2 separate regions of the Homo sapiens genome follow, and region 2 is linked to region 1. Evidence: chromatin loops called from intact Hi-C (ENCODE). Cell type or tissue: PC-9. All regions are shown on one strand. Links, peaks and the distances in the headings refer to the core of each region. The heading gives the core; the rest is flanking DNA. Region 1 has its middle 99 kb from the start of CHST15. Region 2 has its middle 13 kb from the start of CHST15.

What was found. Hi-C counts contacts between places; a loop is a spot of excess contacts. Peaks named below come from ENCODE experiments on the same cell type or tissue, not always from the same donor. Only the 100,000 strongest peaks of a DNase experiment are listed, where the experiment ranks them.
Region 2: a loop joins it to region 1, with 5 times the contacts of the local background. A loop is called at or near these places in 30 of 110 quality-filtered maps.

What each region holds. Positions count from the first base shown.
Region 1 is chr10:123,992,323-123,996,707 of GRCh38, forward strand. It overlaps the pseudogene YBX2P1. Among named protein-coding and RNA genes, the nearest start is that of CHST15, 99 kb to the right of the region's middle. RefSeq lists enhancers at 2,283-2,845, 2,846-3,408. In PC-9, for the core only: CTCF peaks have their summits at 2,459 (motif pointing right), 2,660 and 3,654 (motif pointing right); DNase peaks (open chromatin) are centred at 2,529 and 3,399; H3K4me3 peaks cover 1,779 bases; H3K27ac peaks cover 1,808 bases.
Region 2 is chr10:124,104,857-124,109,241 of GRCh38, forward strand. No RefSeq gene overlaps it. Among named protein-coding and RNA genes, the nearest start is that of CHST15, 13 kb to the left of the region's middle. RefSeq lists an enhancer at 1,691-1,960. In PC-9, for the core only: no CTCF peak of the experiment used is centred there; DNase peaks (open chromatin) are centred at 935 and 1,725; H3K4me3 peaks cover 1,172 bases; H3K27ac peaks cover 2,637 bases.

The sequences.
Region 1 (4,385 bases), core at 316-4,315:
GTTGCCCCACCACCCATGGTGGCAGAGATCCCCTCTCGGGGGACAGAACCTGGCGGCGAAGGGGAGCGGGCCGAAGACTCTGGGCAGCGGCCCAGACGATGGCGCCCCCCACCCTTCTACCTACGGCGGTTTGTGCGAGGCCCCCGGCCCCCCAACCAGCAGCAGCCTATAGAGGGCACTGATGGGGTAGAACCAAACAGACAGCCCCATTGGAGGGGCACCAACAGCAGGGAGATGAGTGGGTCCCCCCGCCCAGATTCCGGCCCAGGTACCTAAGGCCTTTACGCCCCAGGCCACCCCAGCAGCCTACCATGGAAGGTGGGGACAGTGATACCAAGCCCAGCCAAGGAAATTATTTTTTAAAAAAATTAAAAATAATAAATAATAAAAAAGAATGAAGACATTTATGCAGCCAACAAACATATGAAAAAAAGCTCATTATCACTGATCATTAGAGAAATGCAAATCAAAACCACAATGAGATACCATCTCATGCCAGTTAGAATGGCGATCATTAAAAAGTAAGGAAATAACAGATGCTGGCGAGGCTGTGGAGAAATAGGAACGCTTTTACACTGTTGGTGATAGTGTAAATTAGTTCAACCATTGTGGAAGATAGTGTGGTGATTCCTCAAGGATCTAGAACCAGAAATACCATTTGACCCAGCAATCCTATTACTGGGTATATACCCAAAGGATTATAAATCATTCTACTATAAAGACGTATGCACACATATGTTTACTGCAGCACTATTCACAATAGCAAAGACTTGGAACCAACCCAAATGCCCATCAATGATAGACTGGATAAAGAAAATGTGGCACATATACACCACAGAATTCTATGCGGCCGTAAAAAAGGATGAGTTCATGTCCTTTGCAGGGACATGGATGAAGCTGGAAGCCACCATTCTCAGCAAACTAACACAGGAACAGAAAACCAAACACAGCATGTTCTCACTCATAAGTGGGAGTTGAACAATGAGAACACATGGACACAGGGAGGGGAACATCACACACCGGGACCTGTTGGAGGGTGGGGTCTAGGGGAGGGACAGCATTAGTACAAATACCTAATGCATGCAGAGCTGAAAACCTAGATACCAGTTTGATAGGTGCAGCAAACCACCATGGCACATGTATACCTATGTGACAAACCTTCATGTTCTGCACATGTATCCCAGAACTTAAAGTAAAATTTAAAAAAAAAAAAAGTGCAGCCAAGCGTCACAGATTGGATCTTCTAAGTGTGTCTTTTAGGCAGAGCAGGGCATGTGGATTTATCTGCGTTATCTCGGCTTTTCATTGAGGCTGCGGACACTCCTAAGCCTGCACAGTAGCGGCTTATTATCCAGACCCTCTGTCCCTTGGAACCCCAACCCCAGCCCTAGCCCAGCCCAGTAAATCTCCTTCACTGCCGGAGGGGCGAGAGCAAATGGAGAGGAGGAGAGAGAAAGCAAGTAAAGGAGACGAGAGGGCAGAAAGGACTCAAAGGCAAAGTGGACAGGGGAGGGGAAGGTCAGGGCCAAGCAGGATGAGCACCTGGGTCCAAGATGGAAATCCCAGACCTCAGCGTGTTGAACTAAGGCTGGGAAGGTGCTCAGATAACACAGGGAGGCCCTGGGAATAGGGCCAGGGGTGTCGGAGCCCAGCGGCCCCTGGACCTGTTCCATCCTGTTCCATCTAGGAATAGAATGGTTCAGGGAACAGGGATAAGCAGAGCCTGCCTGCATAGGACTACGAGGACACAGACGCAAGGCTTAAGGAGAGAAGAGAGGCAGAGAGGAGACGGGAGAGGCCAGGGAAGACAGAATGCTGGGGAGAAGTGGAGAAGGCAGAGGCAGGCAATGGTGAAAAAGGATAGGACCCTGGTGTGTTTGCAGACAGGCCCCTGATCCTGCTCCAGGAACTCCCCATCACTATCACGCCCACTTCCAAGGCCTCCCTGGGGATAGTGGTGGCTCCTTCCGAGGCCCTCCTCAACCGTCCACAGTCCTAGGAGGGGGCTTGAGAACAAAGTACAGCTGGCTCAGGACAAGGTTTTGTAAGGGTTCAGAAGAGAGGGTTGGGAAGGGGCAACTGTCCCAGGGTGGAAGGACTAGGAGGGCAGAAGGGTGGGGAGGAGGTGTCTGCGCACCTACCACTTCCAGCGGAGCTGCTGGGCGGCGCTCCTGAGAAGGCCGTGGGAAAAGCCCACAGACGGAGGAGCAGCTGGGCGCACCTCTGGGGGCCGCCACATTCACTCCTTTCCCGCAACTGGGCTTCTTCAGAACTACGCTCTTGATTGGCTGAGCTGAGACCCAGTCTTTCACCCTCCAACGCCCTCATCCCGGGGTCCCCCTTGGTGTCAGGAGTTCCCTAGCCAGGTGAGAGGTGAGCCGCGAAGCCAGGGGAGTGTCCAGCCGGCAGCCTGTCTCCGGAAGGCCGGGAGGGAAAGGCTTCCTGGCTGCAGTGTCCACATCGGCCACCAGGGGGCAGCGCAGGGCTGCCTTTTAGCGCCTCCTGGTCTCCAGTGAGCTGGTCCGCAGAACCCCAGGGGCGTGGGGACGGGGCTGCCACTCCCGGACCCGCCCCCTTCCACACCCTTCCCGCAGCTCCTCTGCAAAACGCCTCAGGAATTCAATCAGCTTGGGGAAAGTGGCGAGTTTTCAAAAGGCAATAAAGAGGCAGATCTATAAGGGCCCCTTGAAATCCTCCGTATTCTCACCCCGTTCAGAGGCTGGGGAAACTGAGGCTCAGAGAGGTTAAATTGCTTGCTTAAGATCGTCCAGCTCTTTCTCTGGCCCCCCAGTTCGGTTCTCTCTCCAGACATCCACTGCCTCCGCATCAGGAACATCGCTCCACTGCTGCATATCTGGGGATAGGGATGGAGGAATCCGGGCAGCCATCATGGAGGAAGCAGCAGCACTTGAACTTGGCCTTGGGGTGGGGTAAGAGGCGGACTCAGTTGAACAATGTGGGGGTGGGCACTCCTGGTGGAGTCACCTCGTGGGCAAAGGCAGGAGGCAGAGGCCTGGGGTCCCGGGAGGCAAGTGGTTTCTTAGGAGAAGTAGGAAGATAGCGGGGATAGGAAGTGTACCCATATCCCGAGGTCCTTGCAGGCTGCCCAGGTCTCTGCCTTTAGAATTGCGGGGTGGCTCGGCCCAGGAATTTTCCTGAATTCCATTATGCTGAAAGCGCAGAGTATGGCAGGAGACCTCCTGATTATCTCATGTGGAGGTGGGAGTAAGCAAATAGTCTCCCCCGCCACTGGGGCACGAGCCAGCTGCCCCTCCGCGGCCGGGAGCCCAACCCTGGGGAAGAGAGCAGCCACGCCCCATTCCTCCACCGTGACTCGAACCTTCAGCTGCTGGAGCCCCTGGCCACCGGGGCCCCGTATTGACCTCAGAATTGGCCGCGTCTGGGGCGGCTCGAGGTTCCTGGGCTCTGAGCAAGCGTCAGCCTGTGAGGTGGAAGGGCCCAGGGCACAGCCGGTCCCATCTGCTCAACAGCGCCTGCGAAGAGCCCCATGGCCAGCAGCACACTCAGCTCGGCTCTGGCCTGCAGGGGGATGTGGGACAGGGAGGGGATGCAGTGAAGGCAGCGGTGGAGCCCAGGACGGAGTTTCTGTCCCTGGGAGTCTGGGCACACAGTGGGTCGCAGGGGAGGAGGAGGCCCTGCTGTCCTGGCATTGCTGTTGCTTCCACAACCTGAAGATGGCACCCAACCCTGACCTCAGCCCTCCCTACCTGCAGCAGCTCGGTCTGGCCTCCCAGCCCCAGACCATGTCTGAAGTCATTGAGTCCACACGGTTCCACCGCCTCCTTGGAAACCCTTTTCAGAGACTCAGAGTTGAGAAGCTGAAGCTGGGACTCGAGCTCTGGGGACCAGCAGACCTGAGATCAAGGACCAGCTCTTCTCCTTACTAGCTGAGGGGACTGAGCCCCAATTCTCCCACCTTTATAATGGCGGAACCAGAATAAAGATAAAACCTCCTCCTGGGGTTGCAGTGAGGATCTAATGAGACACGAGGAGACGCCCCAGCACAGGGCGTGGCACTCACCCTGTGTTCAATCATAGCTGGCCCTGTTATGACCGTTTTCATCCCCTTTACCATGGATGGCCTCTCATCTGGCCATTGCAGGTGACAGGTGTGTCCATGTCCCCTAGACATCCTGGGCGTGCTCAGCTCTCCTGGCTTTCAGCCGTTTGGCAAAACACCCTCCAGCTGATCTTGTATTTACCACAAGTCAATTGTGTTTGCCCCCGAGCCTTTTTCATGCCAGCTGTTCTTGATATTATGAAGGCACAGGTTAATTAAATATCATATAAGCTAGCAAGTTTTCAAACTAGTTGGGTTTGTTTGTTTGTTTTCAGAGGTGGGGTCTTGCTCTGTCCCCCAGGCT
Region 2 (4,385 bases), core at 73-4,072, 110 kb after region 1:
TGCTGGGGCAACATAAAATTCTAAGAATTCAGTCCAGGTGGAGACTCTGATCAGGGGCTACCCCCTCACTATCCCCATGCCTCTGGGGATATCTGGCCTCTGGTTGGGCCCCGGGTGGTGGCAATTTTCCAGGAGGCAGGAGCCCAGCCTCTGAGAAGTGAAGGAGTGGAGAAGGACATCTCCTGGACCACAGAGGCCCCCAGGCACTGCACCATGTGTAGGGCTGGCTTCTGTCCTTCCAGAGTGGGAAGCCCCATTGTCTTTACCAAGATGAGGAGGCCGTGCCCAGTCGTCCTCCGAGCCAGGTACTTGTCTGCCTCCTGCAGGTGCCCAACAGGGGCTGTGTTGGAGTCGAAGCTGAAAGTCACCCTCTGGCCCCATCTGCTAATTATCTGCCTCCCCCAGGCTGGGCTTCTATAAGTCCTGGGAGTGGAGCACCAATCTCTTCCCAGCAGGGAGCACATCTGAACCAGCCTTCCAGCAGGCCTTCCCCATGCCTCCAAGGCACTCAGAACTCAGAAGCCGATTCCTTCAGGATCTGCCTCAAAAGCAGCCGAGGGGGGCTTCTCTCTCCCCACAGGAACCACTGAGGCTAACACCGTCATCCCACCTCTTGTCCTCAGGCCAAACAAAGTTGTTACTTCCCTGGCTGCGATCAGGGTCTACAGCTGCCTCCTCAGTAGGAGTGGCTGTAAAAACAATTATTTCTTCTTTCATCTCAGTCAGAAAACTAAGCCGATAGTTGAAGAGGCAAAGAATCAAATATTAATAGAAATGGCTGTGTAATTCTTATTTGGAATATTAATTATGTGAAGGGAAAGACAGACGAGTTCTTTTCTGTGAAGTCCTAGTGAAGGAGCTCTCCCCAGTCTCATCAAAAAGCCTAATACAAATAAACAAGGTCCCAAGGCTGAACAGGACCTGCCCCAGGCAAAGTGCTGCAGTAGCAACACACCAAAAATAATCATGCCGTAAGTATCTCTGTGCAAACGCACTTATATTCATGCAGTTCTTTGGGCCCTGGTACCTATCTCTTAAAGGTTCGTGTAGGAAATATTAATGCCCCATTTTATAAGTGAAACAATAAGCTCAGAAAGGGGAAACCTCTTACCCAGGGACTCACAGCCGATAAGTCATAACTGTATCAGGAAGGATTGAAATCCGAGTCCAGCGCTCTCCCTGCTAAAGCCCCTTAACTTCGAAAATCTTAATCTCACAGCATCCCTGGGTCTACACCTTATTCGAACCATTCTATAGAAAAGGAAACTTGTATTTGAGAGACAGCATTGCTTTTGACCCCTTCCCAAATCCCCCGTAGCATCCGTCCACCCACCCATTCCCCGCTGTAGCTTCCCAGCACCCTAGGAGCCTAACCCATGTTTCTCAGGATCAGAACCCATGGGGTTGGTGCATCCGTGTGTGTTTTGCAGTCCTCAGGCTTTCCAGCTCAGTATTTAAAAAATATCAACACACCAAAATCACAGAACACAAGGTTTCCGCACCTTGGCAAATTCCCTGCTGACTCAGCCAGGCTGGGAGGGAGCCAAGTGTGGTAACTTCTCCGGCCTTGTGTGAGAAATATTTATTGTTGAATAGTCCTCTGTTTAATAAAAGGCACTCAGGCCTCTCGGTGAGGCAGAGAGGCTCCAGCAAGCACGACTCTATTTCCCAAGCCTGCCACTTTCCACTGGGATTATTCAGGGGTAGCTTCATCCTCACTTGTCCAGTAGAGCTTGTGTTTTCCCTCTGCAGAGCACAGGGTGTGGCCATGATTTACCTAAGTCAGAACAGGTTTTTCGGTTTCCATTTTCACCCTATTTTGGTTTTGCTTAGCGAACTAGGCAAATGACTTAACTCCTCTGCACTTCTGTTTACCCATCTGTGAAATGGCTAGAATGTAATGTAGACGCTGCTTGATTTGTAAAGAGCTAGCCTCTGATTCACCTCCAGATAACCTGATTCTTCCCAGAAGTGAGAGGCGAGGGCTTGTGTTTGGGGCTGAGGGGGCTCCTTCCTGGAGGCTGAACGGGTGGGTCTGTGTTGACTTGAAAGGAGCGTTTGAAATAAATGCCAGAATGCAACAGAGAAAATGGCAAAGGACTTCAGGGCACAGGAAAACTACCTCCACTGTTCAATAATGCACGAAGCTTTTTATGATGCTTATGAGAACAGCTCCTGTCTGCAGAGGAGAGGCCGACAGAGCCAGTTTCAGAACAGAGTGTTCATAATATATTGGATTCCAAATCCCAACGACCAAAGACCAGGGGGGTTAATCATGTTTCAATTACCTCCACAATTGCAAAGCATGATATTTATGTGATGTGCCCTGGCCATCTCTGTGTTAAAAGCATCCTTCCACTGGCCATAACGAGCACCTTCATGTCTGCCCCCTCCGGCCCACCCCTGCCTGTCCTGGGATTACTTATGTTCAGACTGGGAATTGATCACTGGCTTCCGAGCTTCTGTTGCCAGGATAACACACGGGGCTTTTTAATCTGTCAGGCTCCCCTTTGTTCTTTGGGGACTGGCTGCTGAGCAGTGCCCAGCAGGGGTCAGAGGCAGAAGGGTGGTGGGTGCTTTGCAGGGTGTGAGGGGAGGTGGCCAGGGCACCTGGTGTTCAGCAGGTTGATGACTCTGGCCCAGGTCTCTCTGAGCCCTCTAATGCTGTATCCTGCTGCCTGTTGGGGCAATCCATCAAGAAGCCCATCATCTTTCCCCAAAGCTGCCCTAGTCTCCCTGATCGCAAGCTCAGTGAATGACAGTCGCCCAAGTGAGGAGTCTGGGAATTGCCCCGTCCCAAGCTGGATTCCACTGTTGATAGCTTAAGGCCCTTCCTCTTCCTCCCCTGCTGTGTTGCCATAGCCCCAGTTCAGGAGTCCATCCCCCATGTGTAGATCTCTGCAACAGCCTCCCAAAAGGTCTCTGTGTCCTATACGCTCCGCTGCCTTCATTTCATTGTAGCCAGAGCTCTCCAGCCCGGCCCAGCCCAGCCCGACCCACTGTCTCATCCTTGCCACCAAGCAGCGCCCCCCCGCCTTCCTTGCCATCACCCTGAAGGCACCCGGAGGACTGATGGCTCCCAGATGCCCTTCTGCCTCTTGTCCCAGCTCCCCCAGCCTGGAAGCCCCCTGGCTCCACCCTCTGAGTGGTGCACATTTACTGCTGGTCGAGTATCCATGTGCTTCCCCGCATTTCCCAGCCCCTCTGCAATGATGCGGGGCCACGTGGCGAGTCCTGATCCAGGGACGGAGAGCAGGATGGTCAGTGTCATTTCCAGCTGAGGCCCAGAGGAGCAGGCGGAGATCCCCAAGTGCTGTCTCCCTCAGGATGAGACCAGGGACCTCCAAGGGCAAAGCAGCCACGGTCCCTGAGTCACTGCAAAGACACCTGGATGCCAAGTACGCATACGTGGACTGCTATGCCTACGTGGACTGCTATGCCTGGTGAAGCCCAGCTCAGTCACTCCTCTAGGAGCCCCCAGCTAAACTCAAGTCCAAGCAGTGCTTCCATAGTATCCTGTGATCTCCCTGAGGGAAGGAGCTTTGTGTCTGATAGAGTTTGGGTGTTTGTCCCCTACAAATCTCATGTTGAATTGTGATCCCCGATATTGGAAGTGGGGGCTGGTGGGAAGTGTTCAGGTCACGGGGGCAGATCCCTCATGAATGGCTTGGTGCCATCCACCAGAGTAACGAGCGAGTTTTCATGAGAGCTGGTTGTTAAAAAAAAAATAACCTGGCATCTCCTCCCCTCTCTCTTGCTCCCCTCTCACTCCGTGACATGCCAGCTCCCCTTCGCCTTCCTCCATGAGCAGAAGCTCTTTGAGGTCCTCACCAGGAGCAGATCCTGGACCCATGCTTCTCGTATAGCCTGCAGAATGATGCAGAACTATGAGCCAATCACACCACTTTTCTTTATAAATTACCCAGCCTCAGGTATTCCTTTATAGCAATGCAAAATGGACTAATACAGTCATTGCCGCCATCACTGCCTACCATGTTCTGAGCTCTGTCTAAATGCTTTACACATCTCATCTAATCCCAATAGTCGCCCTCTGAGGTCTATACTATTCCCATTTTGCCAACCCAGAAACTGAGTTCTCGCAGGTTAAGTGGCTTGTTTAGCCACCCCGCTACTGAGGGACAGCCTGTCCAAGCCCACATGCTTTCCACATCAGTATGTACAGCCAGCACTTAGCACAGGGGTGCCCACGGTGGGTGCCTGGTGAAGTTCGTTGAATGAATACCTAAAAGATGCTCCACCTTCCGACCTTCCTTTTACGCAGTGGAGCCTGGGGCTGGGCGAGTGGGGGGGGGTTTCCCAATGGGCACTGGGGACAAATGGCAAGTTGTGCCCAGGAAGGTACATCCAGGGCAGGTGACTCCAGA